Linked DNA regions of Homo sapiens: region 2 is linked to region 1. A link is a loop called in an ENCODE intact Hi-C map of the cell type or tissue named here. Cell type or tissue: GM12878. All regions are shown on one strand. Links, peaks and the distances in the headings refer to the core of each region. The heading gives the core; the rest is flanking DNA.

The links. Hi-C counts contacts between places; a loop is a spot of excess contacts. Peaks named below come from ENCODE experiments on the same cell type or tissue, not always from the same donor. Only the 100,000 strongest peaks of a DNase experiment are listed, where the experiment ranks them.
Region 2: it touches region 1 in a loop (4-fold over the local background); 1 of 110 quality-filtered maps calls a loop at or near these places.

Annotation. Positions count from the first base shown.
Region 1 is chr15:54,146,872-54,154,794 of GRCh38, reverse strand. All of the region lies in intron 4 of UNC13C (unc-13 homolog C), which reads right to left. Among named protein-coding and RNA genes, the nearest start is that of UNC13C, 170 kb to the right of the region's middle. In GM12878, for the core only: no CTCF peak of the experiment used is centred there; a DNase peak (open chromatin) is centred at 4,354.
Region 2 is chr15:54,498,676-54,506,598 of GRCh38, reverse strand. UNC13C (unc-13 homolog C) reads right to left here. Exons shown (of 33, transcript NM_001080534.3): 21 at 6,424-6,520; 22 at 5,621-5,764. Among named protein-coding and RNA genes, the nearest start is that of UNC13C, 520 kb to the right of the region's middle. In GM12878, for the core only: no CTCF peak of the experiment used is centred there; no DNase peak of the experiment used is centred there.

The DNA of each region.
Region 1 (7,923 bases), core at 1,317-6,316:
ATCTTTTGAATACTTGAAGACCTCTAACATGAATTCTCACTTGAACCTTCTCTTTTCTAGATTCAGCGTGTATGAAGGCAAAGCCTCTGTCAGCATGGTTCCCTGAACAACTATGAAGATCAAAGTGCACCCTCCTCCTCATATCTATATGTTGCATGCTTAAATTCTGAGAAATAAGGGGAAAAAACGGAAATGTTGCATGGATGAGAAATAACATTTTATTTAATTAATATACTGAAATTTGGTAGTTGTTAATTACTGTATCATAACCTAGGTTATCTTGGTTAATATACGATTTATACTCCATCTTGTTAGTTTCAGCTCATTGTTGTAATATGCTAAGATCTTTTAGACATTAATTCCATTATTAATATACTAATTATTTTCCCAGGTATATGTCACCCTTAAATTGTATAAGTATGTATTTTATATTTTTATCTTTTCCAGTTAAAAACAATCTAAGTCCATATTCATGGATTGGAAAATGTAATATTGCTAAAATGTCCATATTACCCAAAGCAATCTACAGATTCAATGCAACATGTATCAAAATACCAATAGAAAGTAGATTGGTGAATAACAGAGGCCAGGAAGAATACAGAGGAGGTGGGGAAGAAGAGAGGTTAATAGGTACAAAAATATAGTTAGATAGGGGAAATAAGACCTAGTGCTCAATAAATCAGTTGAGTGACTACAACAATATATAATTTATTATATATTTCAAAATAGCTAGTACAGAATAATTTGAATATTCCAGGCATAAAGAAAAATGTTTAAGGTAATGAGTATTTCAATTACCCTGGTTTAATTATTACATGTTATATGAATAAATCAAAATACCACAGGTACCCCTAAAATATGTACCTCTATTATATACCAATTTTTAGAAATCTATGTAAAGGCAATTCCTGAGGCATTTCAATAAGAGCCACCCCTGAGTACAATATCAATCATGAATTATCACACCTTGGGTCCAGTCATTCAACCTATTACTAGTTTATCTAGGCCATATTTTTCTAGGATATATCCTGAAATTCCTTTGCAAATATACTTTTGAAATCTAGAAATATATCTACATTTATTTGGTACATATACTTAGAAATCTTTTCAGACCAATACATAATGTAATGTTAAATTTAAAATATAATGTAAGTGTACAGTACAATATTTAATAGAACAGATCCAGAAATGAGCATTATTGATGTGTAAAATTGTATCAATTTCGCATAAAAGCAAAGCAATCAAATTCTGGAGTCAGCTAGATCTAGTTCAAATCTCAGCTCTGATACTGTCACTGATCTTGATATTTGCTTAGTGTCTGGATTTCTGAATTATCTCATCTGTAAAATATGAATAATAATTATCATACCTACCTCCAAAAGTTGCTACAAGAATTAAAGGAAGTAATGCTAAAGAATGCTCAGATATGGGTCTGTTATATTACAATATTTCAAAAAGTATTACTTATATCATAATAATTATGAATTTGAGATATACCATTTTTAAATGACATCTAAAGTGTTGCTTAATTATTTTATTTTATATTCTTTCTAAATGTTAAGACAGACTAAAAACTAAGAACTCTTAATCTGCTAGTCTTAGATAGATTTTGTCATATCTGAAAATATGGATTACAGTGCAGTTCTTTGAGCAAGTTGTTTCATATTTAAGAAAGTATATGGATTAAGCAAACTTGTTGCTTTAAATAAGAAGTGAGTAATTATTTACAAGCTTATAGCAGCAGCAGCACACATTTTTAGCAGTGATTATTTTATTGTTCTCTCTGACTACTATATAGTCTGTCTGTAAGAGGGAATCTATGTCATCTACCTTCATGGAATAAGGTATTCATTCATTAAAAGATACCTAAAAACATACTCTATATATGCTTCATTGGAAAATACAATTATCACCCTCAGTGTTCCTCTTTTTTTTTTCTCTCTAAGACTTTTATATATATTAGATGTGCCCAACAGCCATTATCAATTACAGCTTGGAAAGAACCAGTAGGTGTAGAAACCATGGCATTTCTTACACTTTCCATCTTATTTAGTGGGGTTATTTTCAGTGTTTCCCAGCTAATAGCTGGTAATTTTCTAACACAAGTGATTATTCTGCTCAATGTAACATGATATTTTCTGTAGTTACTAAACTTGCACCACTTTAAGACTGACGACTCAAACACTGCCTTCATAAAGGATGTATCAGTGGTTTTAATTTGCTACTCTTCAAACTCAAGAATATCTGGAAGGCATTAGAAGATTAAGCTTGACTCTGATGTAGCTAAGATTCATTAATTTCCTCATAAATTTAAGCCCTAGAGACTTAGGGGTCAAGATTAAGAATCTGATATATAAAGAGCTGAAATGTATACTAATATATAAATGTTGAATAAGCAAATTGAACACAGAGAAGGAAATGTGTTTCAATACAATACTTTTTTCTCATCAACAAATATACTGTCTTCAGGTTTCTTAACTAGCAATTTCATTTTTCTGAGGCTGGATTGGCCCCGCTAGCTGCCATATTAAGTTGGCACTCCTGTGATACTCAAAGCCAGAAGTGAGTACCAGCACTGGCTTGAGATTTAGACCCTGGAGTGAGAAAAAAAATTGTGAATGAGTTCATGAGGGTGAGGGGATAGAAGTAGTACTATGCTTAAGCTTATGTTGATGGCCTTAGTTTTCTAATTGAGAAAAGACTGCCTTTGGGAGTTGGGTGTGTGATGAAACTTATATCGCTAATATGCAGACGGTCTTACCAAATGCTAGTCCTTTGGAAGTGCGTGATTTGGGGTTCTTTTAAAGTACGTCTCAAATATTATGAGGTCGAGTTAGTGGCTCACAGAAATCAGGGAAAGGTAAATTTCCTATTGAGTGTGTTTTTATCGGCAGTCACCTAAAGATGAAAGGAAAAGCAGGCCCTTTCTAAGAAGCCAACCAGAGCTGTGTAGATCCATTATGGAACGCTCCAGCGCCAGGAACTGGCTAAAGGAAAGTTGTCAGAGTTGATGGCAGCTCTGATTTCCTTCCCCAAAGTAGAACCATTGTGTGCATCGTGGCTTGAAAGGGATCTTGATCTGGAATGTAAATGCTGGGTGCTGTGGCTCACTCGTATCATCCCAGCACTTTGGGAGGCCCAGGGTGGCAGATTGCCTGAGCTCAGGAGTTCAAAACCACCCTGGGCAACTTGGTGAAACCCCATCTCTACTAAAATACAAAAAAATTAGCCAGGCATGATGGCACGCGCCTGTAATCCCATCTACTCGGGAGGCTGAGGCGAGAGAATCACTTTAGCCCAGGAGGCGGAGGTTGCAGTCAGCCGAGATCAGGCCACTGCACTCCTGCTTCAGTGAGAGTGAGACTCCATCTCAGAAAAAAAAGGAATAAAAGAGTAGTTTTCATATAATGAGTAAAATTGGAGGTTCTCCTGGCTTACATGTACTAGGATTATCCTGAGGTTTCATGTTCTTAAATACTATTAAATAATGGAAGTAAAAAATGTGATTTGGGGGAATAACTTTTTTATGGTCAGCCTCCTAAAGCTCAGAAGATGGCCTCTATTACAATAGACATCAGGTTTCTTATATATGTGTGAGGATGGATGGACCTATTTTCTAATATTACCCGAAGATGGGGGAGTCTTATACAGTATCCCTGATCAACCGTGGGTAATAGTCAAATATTTTTTCCTGGGTTTATGGTCTACCACTCAGTAAGAAAGAATGTTAAGCTATAAACCCAAGCCAGAAAGAGAGATGATCAAAAAGGTGCCAATCTACAACTTGGTGAACTATGAGCTATTAGCAGCTTCAGGATGACAGCTCCATTTTCTTAATCTTCTGAGTCAGTTTTATGATTATTTTGCCACCATAAATTTAGGAATAAAATATGCCTAAAAGAAACTATTTATAATCTACCCCAAGAAAACTATGGTTTAACTAAGCCTGGTTGGGAATATAGATAGTAAATTTTATCTTAATTTCATAGATGCTGTACCAAAGTATATTTCCCACTAAATGGGTCTGGGGTTGTGAGGTCTCATAGATCCACACATTGAAGTAGTCACCCTGATGTCTGGTCTTTGTAGTTAATATCAAAAGCTAACCTAATGATCTTATGACTTTCTAAGTAGAGAAGATATCAAGTGCTCCTGAGACTAGAGAGAGCTGGAGGTAGGCCAAAATTAGATAGGCAGTCTTCTTGACCACAGGAAGCTAATGGCTCAGCAACCACTTCTTGATTCATGGGTTTTAGAAAGTTGGCGGCCTTGTGGTTAACAGTTTTCCTAATTAAGAAACTCTCTGTCTAGATTAAGCCTTTGTGCATAGGACATTATGTGCTTGCTCTGCGTGAGGACTGCAGACAGTGTGCTGAGGACTAACAGGCATGATACAATCAAGAGTCTGTGATTAGGCGTACTCCCTGAAGTCTCACATGAGGCTCCTTTCGAGCAGCTGTAACTGCCTTGTGGCATGATTGTGCCCAACACTGGCCAAGAGATGTCAAGGGTTGTTTCTCCTGTAATAATTTAAGCAAATCAACTTATTTTAAACTCCTTAGGAATTTGAAATCAAGTTGGAGGATAAGAATCTTGTTAAATCTATGCAACTTATCAAACTAATATAAGCTACAGAACTGATACCAAAAAAATAGAAACACTAAAAACAGTGATAATACTTTACCATAGTAAAAAGAGAGAGAAATAGGAATCAAGAAATATATTCAAAGCCATGTGAAAAGAGCTATAAAGTTATCCTTTGGTATCCATAGGAGATTAGTTCCAGGATCCCCTGTCAGAGACCAAAATCTGCAGATACTCAACTGCCTTATATAAAATGGCACAGTATTTGTGTATTTCCTGTGCACGTCATCCCATATACTTTAAATTATCTCTAGGTTACTTACATGACCAAATACAATGTAAATGCTACATTAACAGTTGTGATCTTGTATTTCTATTTGTGTTTCTTATTGTTGCATTGCTATTTATTATTATTGTTTAGCATATTCTCAATCAACAGCTGTTTGAATCCACAGATGTAGAACCCACAGATACAGAGGGCCAACTGTCCTTTACATTCAAGAAAAACAAGAGTCATTAAAAATATTTAGGTAGAAAGGCCCGTCCTTTAAAGACATTGATCTTTAACAGTGTAGAGATTAGATTTAATGTGGAAGAAGAAATTAACAAAGGAAGATTGGTTAGAAGATCAGTCTCAGAAGATCAGTTTGCAATTGCCTAAGTAAAAGGTACTGAGGACTAAAACTAGATCAGTGGTAATGTGAATACAAATAAGTTGAAAAAATATGGGCATGATGAGTCACTGGCTATACAGTAATGAATTATGAAAGTGGGCCCTGTTTACATCTGTTAACCCTTATAATAAGTAGAAATCTCTATTTCACTCTTACCTAACTCTATAGTGAACTCCTTCTATACCAAGTTCTCTGGAGGGAAAGGAAACTGTTCCCTAAAAATAACTAACTAAAAGGTCAAAGACCATATTAGTCCATTTTCACACTGCTATAAAAACACAACATGAGACTGGGTAATTTATAAAGAAAAGAGGTTTAACTGACTCACAGTTTTGCATGTCTGGGGAGACCTCAGGAAATGTAAAATCCTGGTAGAAGCCAAAGGGGAAGAAAGGCGTCTCTTACATGGCAGCAGGAGACAGAGAGCCAGGGACAGGGGGAATTGCCAAACACTTTTAAAGCCTCGGATCTCATGAGAACTCCCTAGCAGGAGAACAGCCTGGGGGAAACTGCCCCCCATGATCCAATCACCTCCCACCAGGTCCCTCCTTGACACATGGGGATTACAATTTGAGATGAGATTTAGGTGACACAACCAAACCATATAAAAGACAACGGCTCCTTCCTCCATGATTAAAGCACTGTGTTATGTGGGGGCTGTCATTTTCTTAATATTTGGCAAACCTGATTCAGAGCATGCAAGGATGGTGCCGTAGGGTAAACCACTGACTCAGAAGAAAGGGCAGTCGAAACAGCCCATGTCTAGGCTTAGGAGAATTTCTGACCCTTGAGAAATAGGGAAGTTATCTGAGGGAACAGGGAAGAATCAAATTAGTGGACTTGATAGGAAGAACTGAAATTAAAAGTTCTCAGCTATGAGAGATAAGACTGCTGCAATGAGAAAAGTTAGGTGAAGAGCCCCTGGAGAGTAGGAACAACTTTATCTTCTATGCTAAGTGGAAGATTTTAGGCCCTGGCTAAACATGGAAGTCAAGACTATGAAAGAGGAAGAGAGTGTGAGGATAGTAGGCAATCTCAACTTTATAGACAAATAAAAAAGCAATGTCAGTACTGTGACAGAAAATTAAAAATATGTTAAACCAGCTTTATTCCTTTGTTGAACCTAACTGACATTGAGTTCTACAACGGTAACAAAAATGGGTATTTTAATTAAGGTAAATTTAAGAAAAACAATGGAATTGTGCAGGACTTTGGATGAAAACTGGCTTGTTCACATTTACCAAGATAGTTGTTCCTGGTGATAATTGAACAACCTTGGAAATCTCAGCATACGTTTCTTATTAATATTTTTTGGTAAATGTACCTGTTTGAAAATGAGGTCAAAATAGAAGCTTCTGTTTTAATTTAACAATATCTCAGTGCCCTTTCCTTCAACAGTGTCTCTTCATTTTTCTCTGTCTCTGCATTATTTCACTTCTGCAACCACTGCCTCTTTCCTGATAAGGTTCAATCATTCTGGTAGAGGTTGAACAGAAGTTACCAGCCTAGTTCAGAATCATGGACAGAGGAATTTCACATCGGCTCAAGGAACTTAGTGCTATGAGAACTGTACTGCAGAGAAGAACTTCAATGACTAGTGAAGAAAGAAAATAAAGATGATAATATCCTCCTCAAACTGTTTTTCCCTAATCCCACCATTGCTTTATAGACTTGCCCAAATTGTGGTGCATGCAAGTCTGGTGCTTAGAGAATAGACACACACATACACACACACACACACACACACGCACACACCTTGCAATGCTTCTTATAATTCAACCACTGTTTTATAGACTTGTGGTACTTTCAGAATACACACACACACACACACCCCTTGTGATGCTTCTTATAATTCAACCAGTGGAGTTCTAATTACAAATGTCAAGGGAAAGGTAAACTTAAGTCATATATAATCAAAGCACCAAAGGAGTGTTATTCTAATTAAAAATGTGTTTCACATTTGGAGAAGGTACTCATGTGACTTTGTTCACTATCATTGAATAAAAGTAGTTTCATCAGGCTGGGCGCAGTGGCTCATGCCTGTAATCCCAGCACTTTGGGAGGCCGAGGCAGGCAGATCACGAGGTCAGGAGATCGAGACCATCCTGGCTAACATGGTGAAACCCCGTCTCTACTAAAAATACAAAAAAATGGCCGGGCGTGGTGGAGGGCGCCTGTAGTCCCAGCTACTCAGGAGGCTGAGGCAGGGGAATGGCATGAACCCGGGAGGCAGAGCTTGCAGTGAGCCGAGATTGTGCCACTGCACTCCAGTCTGGGCAACAGAGCAAGACTCCATCTCAAAAAAAAAAAAAAAAAGGTAGTTTCATCAAATTGATGCTCGGTAGCTGCCATGGGCATGTATCACTCAGATATCCCTTAGAGAGAATCTGCTGCAGGATAGTTGGGTAAAAGCCTCCAGCTGACACACCTCCAGTGTGTCATTCACCGGGTGCAGCATTCACCCCAAGGCTACACCCTCCCCAAGCTGCTCCCAACCAATGGCTAAACTTGGTGGAGATAATAGAGCTGGCTACTTGTACCCAATGAAAGACTCATCTAATAAGCAAACTTTCCTCTGCATTTGTCTGAATGACTTTCTTTTAGCCTCATTATAGTCAATTTCAGGCTTTTCATACTCAATTCACCTTCCTGCTCCATATACTTT
Region 2 (7,923 bases), core at 1,872-6,871, 350 kb before region 1:
TTACACACTTTGAAAATCACAATGAAATCCTGAAATAAGAGATAACACACAGACAGAAAATCAATACTTCGTTGAAGTACACAGTAACGTGATAATATGCATCAGCTCAAATAGAAAGTTGACCTTGAAAATATAAAATCTTATCAAGCAGCAGACCAATAAATCCTGGTAAACAGATGACTGATCAGACTGAATTATCTTCAAATGTGTCTCTTCAAATTTTACTTTAGACATACTGTTCAATTACTTTGGACTTACCTATGAAATACTTATTCGTTTGTACGTATGAATACTACTCTCAATCTACAGCTTCTTGATGACATTATAAACTTGAAGAATTATTATATTGTATTGCATACACAACAACATATAAACACAAACCATAAACCTGACTTTAGGCAATCGTTGTAACTCAGACATTGTAACTTGCTTAAGGTAAAGTTTGGGCTGTGTGAAAATCCTCTACAACTTACTGCCATGTGAGATTTTTTAATTCTTATGATTCTGCTTCCCCTACATCCTACAGCTGCCGGGTGACTTGCTGAACAGCATAGATTTTGTTTTTTGCCTTTGTTATCGTTTTCTAAAGAAGAAAGAGCAAGCTGGATACCCTTTACGATAATTCTTGAAGTATGCCCTATGGCCTACAGCTTGAGTCTACTTCATAGGAAAACCTTAGTCCCTTGAATTTATGCTTAGAGACAAGGAATCCTGGGATCTCACACGTAATAGCCTACAAATGCCAATGGTTAGCAAGTCAGGATGGGCTGCAGGTAAGACAAAGTGCACAGTCATATAGAATATATCCAGCCTGGGCGACAGAGCGAGATTGTCTCAAAAAAAAAAAAAAAAAAGAATATAGCTTAAAGCTGTGTGCCTATAAGAGTTGCAAGCACACTGCCGTAATAACTCCCATCTTTACTAATGTACAATGTACACTTGAATGAGAGTGTGCAAAGTACATTTTGTGGGCAACTTCAATTTCATTCTAATTTATTCAGCTAAGTAAACCACTATCACACAATAGCTCTTTAATACTAATAAGCTGTTGCTTATGACATGCTTAACTCATTGTTTCTCGGAATGTAGTTCTGGAATCAGCACCATTATAAGCATCACCTGGGAACTTGTTGGACATGCACATTATTTGGTCCTATCCTAAATTACTGAGTCAGAAATGCCAGAGGTGGGCTCCAGCTGTCTGGGTTTTAACAAGTCTAAGGTAATTCCAATGCATACAAAGTTTGAGAACCACTATCTTAACGAATGCATGGCAGGGTGGAGGTAACTCTTCAGAGAAAAGCTGTGATGGACGGGGCACCTGGCAAGGCCTGGAACATAAGACTTCTGGGTGTGTGAGCTTAGGTCATGATTTTATCTTTGGGGAACTACTGGTCTTCAGAAGAGAGTATAGTGCAGACAGAGGGAACAAACAGCCTAGCAGGGACTGTTGCATCTTGTTCTAAAGAAATAGTCATGAGGAGTAGAGGGCTCTTTTACGGATGCCTATAAAGAGCTGCTATTCAAAAAGTTCCAGATTAAATAAAATGAAATTCTAATAGGAGTGTGGCAGTACAGAGAGTGATTCTGCTGCATTTAAAGGATTAGACAGGGTGACTGAAATATCTTTCAGCTACAATCAGTTCTGATTTGACACACAGGTACTGGTGGAGCATTGAGTGGGACGGCCATCAATTACTCAGACAAAGGCATTGTGTTTTTCTGAGCTAATGCCACCCTGTTAGGAGTGGGCTAAATATCCTGTCAACACTTCCAGTTATTCCATCTAGTGTACTGCTCTTATGATCAGTGAGATAAGAAGTGTGGTTCAAAATCCATCTTTTCATTCACATTTTATGCATGGAACAATGCAGTATTAGAGCAACACAAGGAAGACAAGAAAACTGTCATATTGTGAAGAAATGTGACTTCACGGATTTATGTAATGTATTTTAACACATCCAACATAAGATAGGGTCTCCCATTTCTGTCACCATAAATGCCTAGGTTTGACCTTAAGGGTAAAAAACAAATAGTGAGATTCTATTCTCCAAATTTCTAACTTAATTCTGATCACACCAGAATGAGAAGTGAGTATAGTTTAGTGGTTGATTCTATCTATATCATTTCAATTATTTAAACGTTTTTAGTCTGTTTCATCATGGATGGAAATTAGGGAAAATAATAGTACCCATTTAATTAGATGGTTGTGAAGAATAAGAAAATGTATAAAGTGATTAGCATATAATAATGCTCAATGAATTATCATTATTATTGTTAAAAATTAGAATTATGTTCCCAGAGAACAAGGAATAGAAATAAATATGTGTGCGTCATTTACCACAGTATCTGCAGCACCTGGCAAACAGCCAGACTCATACCCAGGACTTAATATTTGTTTATTTGTTTTTAGGCAATATTAAAAATAACATTACTTCATATCTATTTTTAAAATTAAATTACCCATACTTGTCAAGAGCAGCACTATAATCATAGGAATATTAACTACTCATGTGCCCATTTTATCACTCATCATAGCTTCTGAATGTTCTTGATATGAAATTTGAAGCATTTTGTTTGGTACCTTTTTTAGTCTTATATCCTGTTTAGTAAGAATAAATTGTCCCTTTAAATCCCATTTTAAAATGCAAAAATTTTTAAATCTCTACAGATACAATTAATGTGTCTGATCTCCAGGAGACTGTTTAAATCAATATAAATCCCATAAAGATAATGGGATTTTAGTATATTTTGATATAAGGATTCCAATACTTAGAAGCGTAGAGTTTTCAAGACTAATTAGTCAGTCACATCTGATGAAATAAAAACAAATTGCAATAGTTTGCAGTTCTTGTGAAATGGCTAATTATAGTAAACACAAACGATTTTTATCTACTTTGTTATATAAAATACAAATTATAGATAGAAATGCTGATAATGAGTTTGGGACCAGCCTGGCCAACATGGAGAAACCCTGTCTCTACTAAAAATGCAAAAAATTAGCCGGGTATGGTGGTGAACACCTGTAATCCCAGCTACTCTTGGGAGGCTGAGGCAGGAGAATCACTTGAACCCGGGAGGTGAAGGTTGCAGTGAGCGGAGATTGTGCCACTGCACTCCAGTGACAGAGTGAGACTCTGTCTCAAAAAGAAAAAAAAAAAAAAGGAAAGGCTGATAATGGTAAAATGGATTTGACTGATGTTTCTTATTTTTATATTTATGTTTAATTGATTTTGCTTTTTATTTATTATTCTGTATAGTAAGTTACTGCAAGAGTTAAAAAGAGAAATGCTGGCAAGAGATTTTTAAATCATTCCAATAAAATAGAATTTCTTTTTCAATGAAAATCACTAATTTCTTCTTTTCCAGAAAATGCTTCTCATTGTTCTTACACTATATCCTGCTGACAATTGGATATTGTTGAATTTCCATGGATTAAAAATGTTTTACTTAATTGAATTTTTTATTGCACCAATAAAAGCACACATCTCCTCAGTAATACATGGAAGCTGATTCTTTTCTTCTTGCTTCAGAGAATGTATTTTCCTGAGTGTGATTCTAATATGACCTTCCTTGTGACCTCCCACCCTTTTATACTTCCATTCAGTACATTTGGTTATACCCAAGCAGGCATATTGTGGCTATGTTCAGTATTACAGCTGAAGAAAGGTCAGAGCTACAAACGGGTGGCTGCAGCTCAGGGTCTAGGAATCTCAATTCAGCATTCTTTCTACTCTGTTACCGTGCACTCATGTCGCCCAACTTACATAACCTACCTGCCTGACTATTCTGAGGGTGAATTCTAGTTACTTTTCTAATATCAGGTACAATTATCATATGTTACTAAATATATTAACCTAAATATATTAACCCTGAGATTTTTAAATTCTCATATGAGCCTGCTTCCCCTACATCCTACAGAATTCCAAGAATAGTACGTGACATACTTTGTCAAACACTATTCCTAATGACCCAGTTTCATTCTTTTCTTGGCATTCACCCAAACACAGCTGCTCATCAAGAAAAGACTTAGAGAATTTTTAGAATTATGCTCTACAGATTTCGCTATATTGGGAAATTAGAATCATCTAAGGGGACTCAGAAAGTCATCTCTAAGAATGGTTTAAATAAATGATTACTGGCTATTATTTAATATTTTAAAAGTAGGAGGTTAGTCTTAATTAATGAAGATGAGATCAGAATATTTCATGGCAAATAAATATAATACAGTTTAGTGTCTCTCTGTCTGTCTCTGCTTCTTTATCTATATTCTGGGCCTCTTTCAACTTCTGAGATGCTCTGATTATAACATTTGACTTTGTCATAGTTGTTTGCAGCTTTGGCCCTTCCATACAAGTTTTCTGAGGTCACAGATTATGCTTATTCATGACTACATCCCTCAAGGTGGCTTATAGTGTGTGCGAGTGAGGCATATAGGCAAGCACTTGTTGAATGAACAGCCTAAAACCTCAGTCATCATTCAATCCATGGAATCAGACTTATATTTAGATCAGCCAGACATAGAACTGTGTAAGTAGTTTCCCTAAATTACTATGTTTGTTATGTCACTACCCTGCATAAAAATCTCCAAAGGTTCTGCGTTTCCTAAGTTGACCAGCACATTAAGTCTAAACTTCTCAACCTGGGAAGCAAAGTTCTTCAAGATCTGGGGTATCTTCACTCTCCCAACATTTCCTACTGCTTCTCCCCACAAGGGTTGTTTCTCCCTGCCCTTCCCATGTCAGTCTCAGCTTTACCTCTTCCTTTGTTCCCGCTATTCCTCTGGCTTAGAATACTTTTCTAACTTCTCCGTTTTAGTCTTCTATGAGCCCTGCCCTTGTCATGAAGCCTCTGTCTATTTCGGCTCTCATCAGATTTCCCTCCACTCAATTTACGGTTGATCTCACTAAGCTTGAAGCTGAATTGTGTCCCTTTTCACGTCATCTTTCAATTAGTTTATGTCATGTGGTCTTGCATATTATATGGATTTTTTCTGAGATTTGATAGACAGTGGCTGCTTCTTTTATTTCTTATATTTCCCTTGAAACTCTTGGGAAAGTAGTAAGCACATGGTAAGCCATTTTAGATTTTAAGAGGAGAAGGGGCCTTAAGATGAACTTGGTTTATCAAAATCAATATGTCAAATATGAAAACTAAATTCATAAAAAACTTGAACTATTGAGATTCAATTACAATTATTGGTTGATTTGTAATCAGAAATCAGTTTTCATGGCTCCAAGTTCAATATACATTGCACTATACTACAATGTCTGCTAAAACACTTGGCAATTTGAATGTGAAATTGCCAAGGCTTACTTTCAGCTAGAAAACACCACATTTGAAATGGGAGTAATTTGGAAATCCATGGTAATTTCTTCGATTATAAGTAACTGAGTCCTCGAAGTGAACAATAAATAGGTTTTTAAGATGATAAATCCATATTAAAGAAACAGGAAGTGTAGGAAATCAGATGGGAATCCTGGAAACAACTGAATTTACTAGTACAGAATTACAAATAAACTGGGATGGGGTGACAGAGAAGACTAACACCACAAAACAATAGCATTTTTCAGATTGCCACAGACCCAGAGAAAAAGAAGACTCATTTTATTTAACCTACCTTTGCAAATCTTCTCATTAAGTGAGATAATGCTTCAGGATTAGGGCATTCCAGTTTCTTAATAATTTCAAAGCTCTGATTCAGCTGAGCAAAGACATCAACCACGGAGCAAGAAAAGAGAGCATGCTCAGATGTCTGCTGGAACTGTGGGGAGAGGAGGTGAAACCATCCCAAACAGTACATTAGAGGCGGAATGGAAAAATCTTCACTGTTTCCCATCAACAACTGAATCTCCCGTATCACATATTTACATTTCCCAGTAATAAAATGCTTACCCACTTTAAAATCATTAATCTCCTTTTCTTGAAAGTGTGGTGGAACTAATATCATGGGGCAAGCTACTGCTAATTGGTTTTTCCACTGCTGAATTGAGGTACTGGTTCTTTTGTCTTTCATTTTCTCCACAGGCAATAGGTTAGCTTAGCAAGACGGTTGTGGCTCACGATTTTGGGAGCTGCTTCACAGGGACTGGGAGAATGTCTGCTCCTAATCTAGAAATCCTGGAAAAGTTCCAGGACAACAAAGATGTTTTGTACAAGGTTAGGAAACCTGTAGATTCAGATTAATGTAAGAATTAAAGAAAATCTTGGGAAAAATGGGTGATTGATTTTTTTTTTTTTTAATAAATGTAGGCAAGTTTCTAGGGTTCTGACCAGACCACTGAAATTGTGTTTTAAATTAATTTTGGTCACTGGGGAATGGAAACAATTAATAACAATGAGTCTAATAATTCCCATTAGGTTAAAAGTAAGCAATGTGACTGAATCATGGCAATGAACTTTCTTAAGGTAATTTAAACTCACTCCATCTTTTTTGTCTCTTCCCAGTGCTCCATGAAGGAATTCCATTGACACATCTTCGTTTTCATCTAGCCATTGCATGACAAAAGGTTCAAACCACCTATAACAAATTAATAATGTTACATACCACAAAGGACATCATTTGCATAAAATTAACAGGAATGCTGCTCTTTTTGCATATGAGAGTAATTTAGAATCAACAATCTCCTTTCATTCTCTCTTGCAGTTTTGCTTCCTCAGAGACCTTTACCTGTTCTCCATCAAATCAGTCTCCTCCTCTTTACCTCCAACCTCTACCCCCGTCTTGGTTCTTCGCATGCTGCCTCAAATATGCTTAGTTTCCAACAGTTACTCTGTAATTCCCTTCAAAATTCAAACTCTTGTAAAATGTAGACCTTGTGTGCTCTCTTCCCTATCAACGCATTTCCTCATTTTTAAATTCTTTGCCATATAGCTTCTACCCATTCACACTAATCTGTAACCGATCGTGGGTGCTTACCTCAGACTCCTTAGTTATGATCTATAATCTATGGACAACTGATTTTTGGAAATTGTGTAGGATATTTTTTTCTCCATTCTGAGCATAAATTCTTTTTTCTGTATGTGTGCCCAGTTGATCTAGCACCATTTATTTAGAACACCCTTTATTCCCCCACCGCATTGAATTTGCATCTTTGATGCAAATCAGGTCATCATGCCATACATGTGAATTGGCCTCTGGACTATTTTATTCCCTTGGTTTATTTGTTATGCACTGATATGGTTTGGATCTGTGTCCCCACCAAAACTCATGTCAAACTGTAGTCCTCAATGTTGGAGGTGGGGCCTGGTAGGAGGTGCTTTGATCATGCAGGTGGAGTTTTTATGAATAGTTTAGAACTATCCCCTTGGTGCTGTTCTTGTGATAGTGTTTGAGTTCTCATGAGATCTGGTTATTTAAAACTGTGCAGCACATCCCACCTCACTCTCTCTTGCTCCTGCTCCCCCCATGTGAGATGCCCCATTCTCTCTTTGCCTTTTGCCATGATTGAAAGCTTCCTGGGGACTTCCCAGAAGCAGAAGCCACTATGCTTCTTGTACAGCCTGCAGAACTGTGAGCCAATTAAACCTATTTATTTTTTACCTAGACTCAGGTATTTCTTTATAGCAGTGTGAGAAAGGACTGAGAAATGCATTAACATGACACTCTCTTAAGAACTCTACTTTATTAGCTAACCAATAATGTAGTTCTCCAGTTTGTAGATTGCCTTTGTATTTTTAAGCACTTTGCATTTCTACATGCATTTTAAAAGTCTTGTCAATTTGCACAAAAATATCTTTTGAAATTTGCATAGGGTTGTATTGAAACTGTAGGTCCATGTGGGGGGAATTGCTATCTTTATAATAATGCATCTTTTTAGGAATGTTACAGATTTCATTTAGTTCATCTTAAATTTCTCTCATAATATTTTATAGTTGCTTGAAAACATGGCTTGTACGCCGTTCATCACATTTATTTGTGGT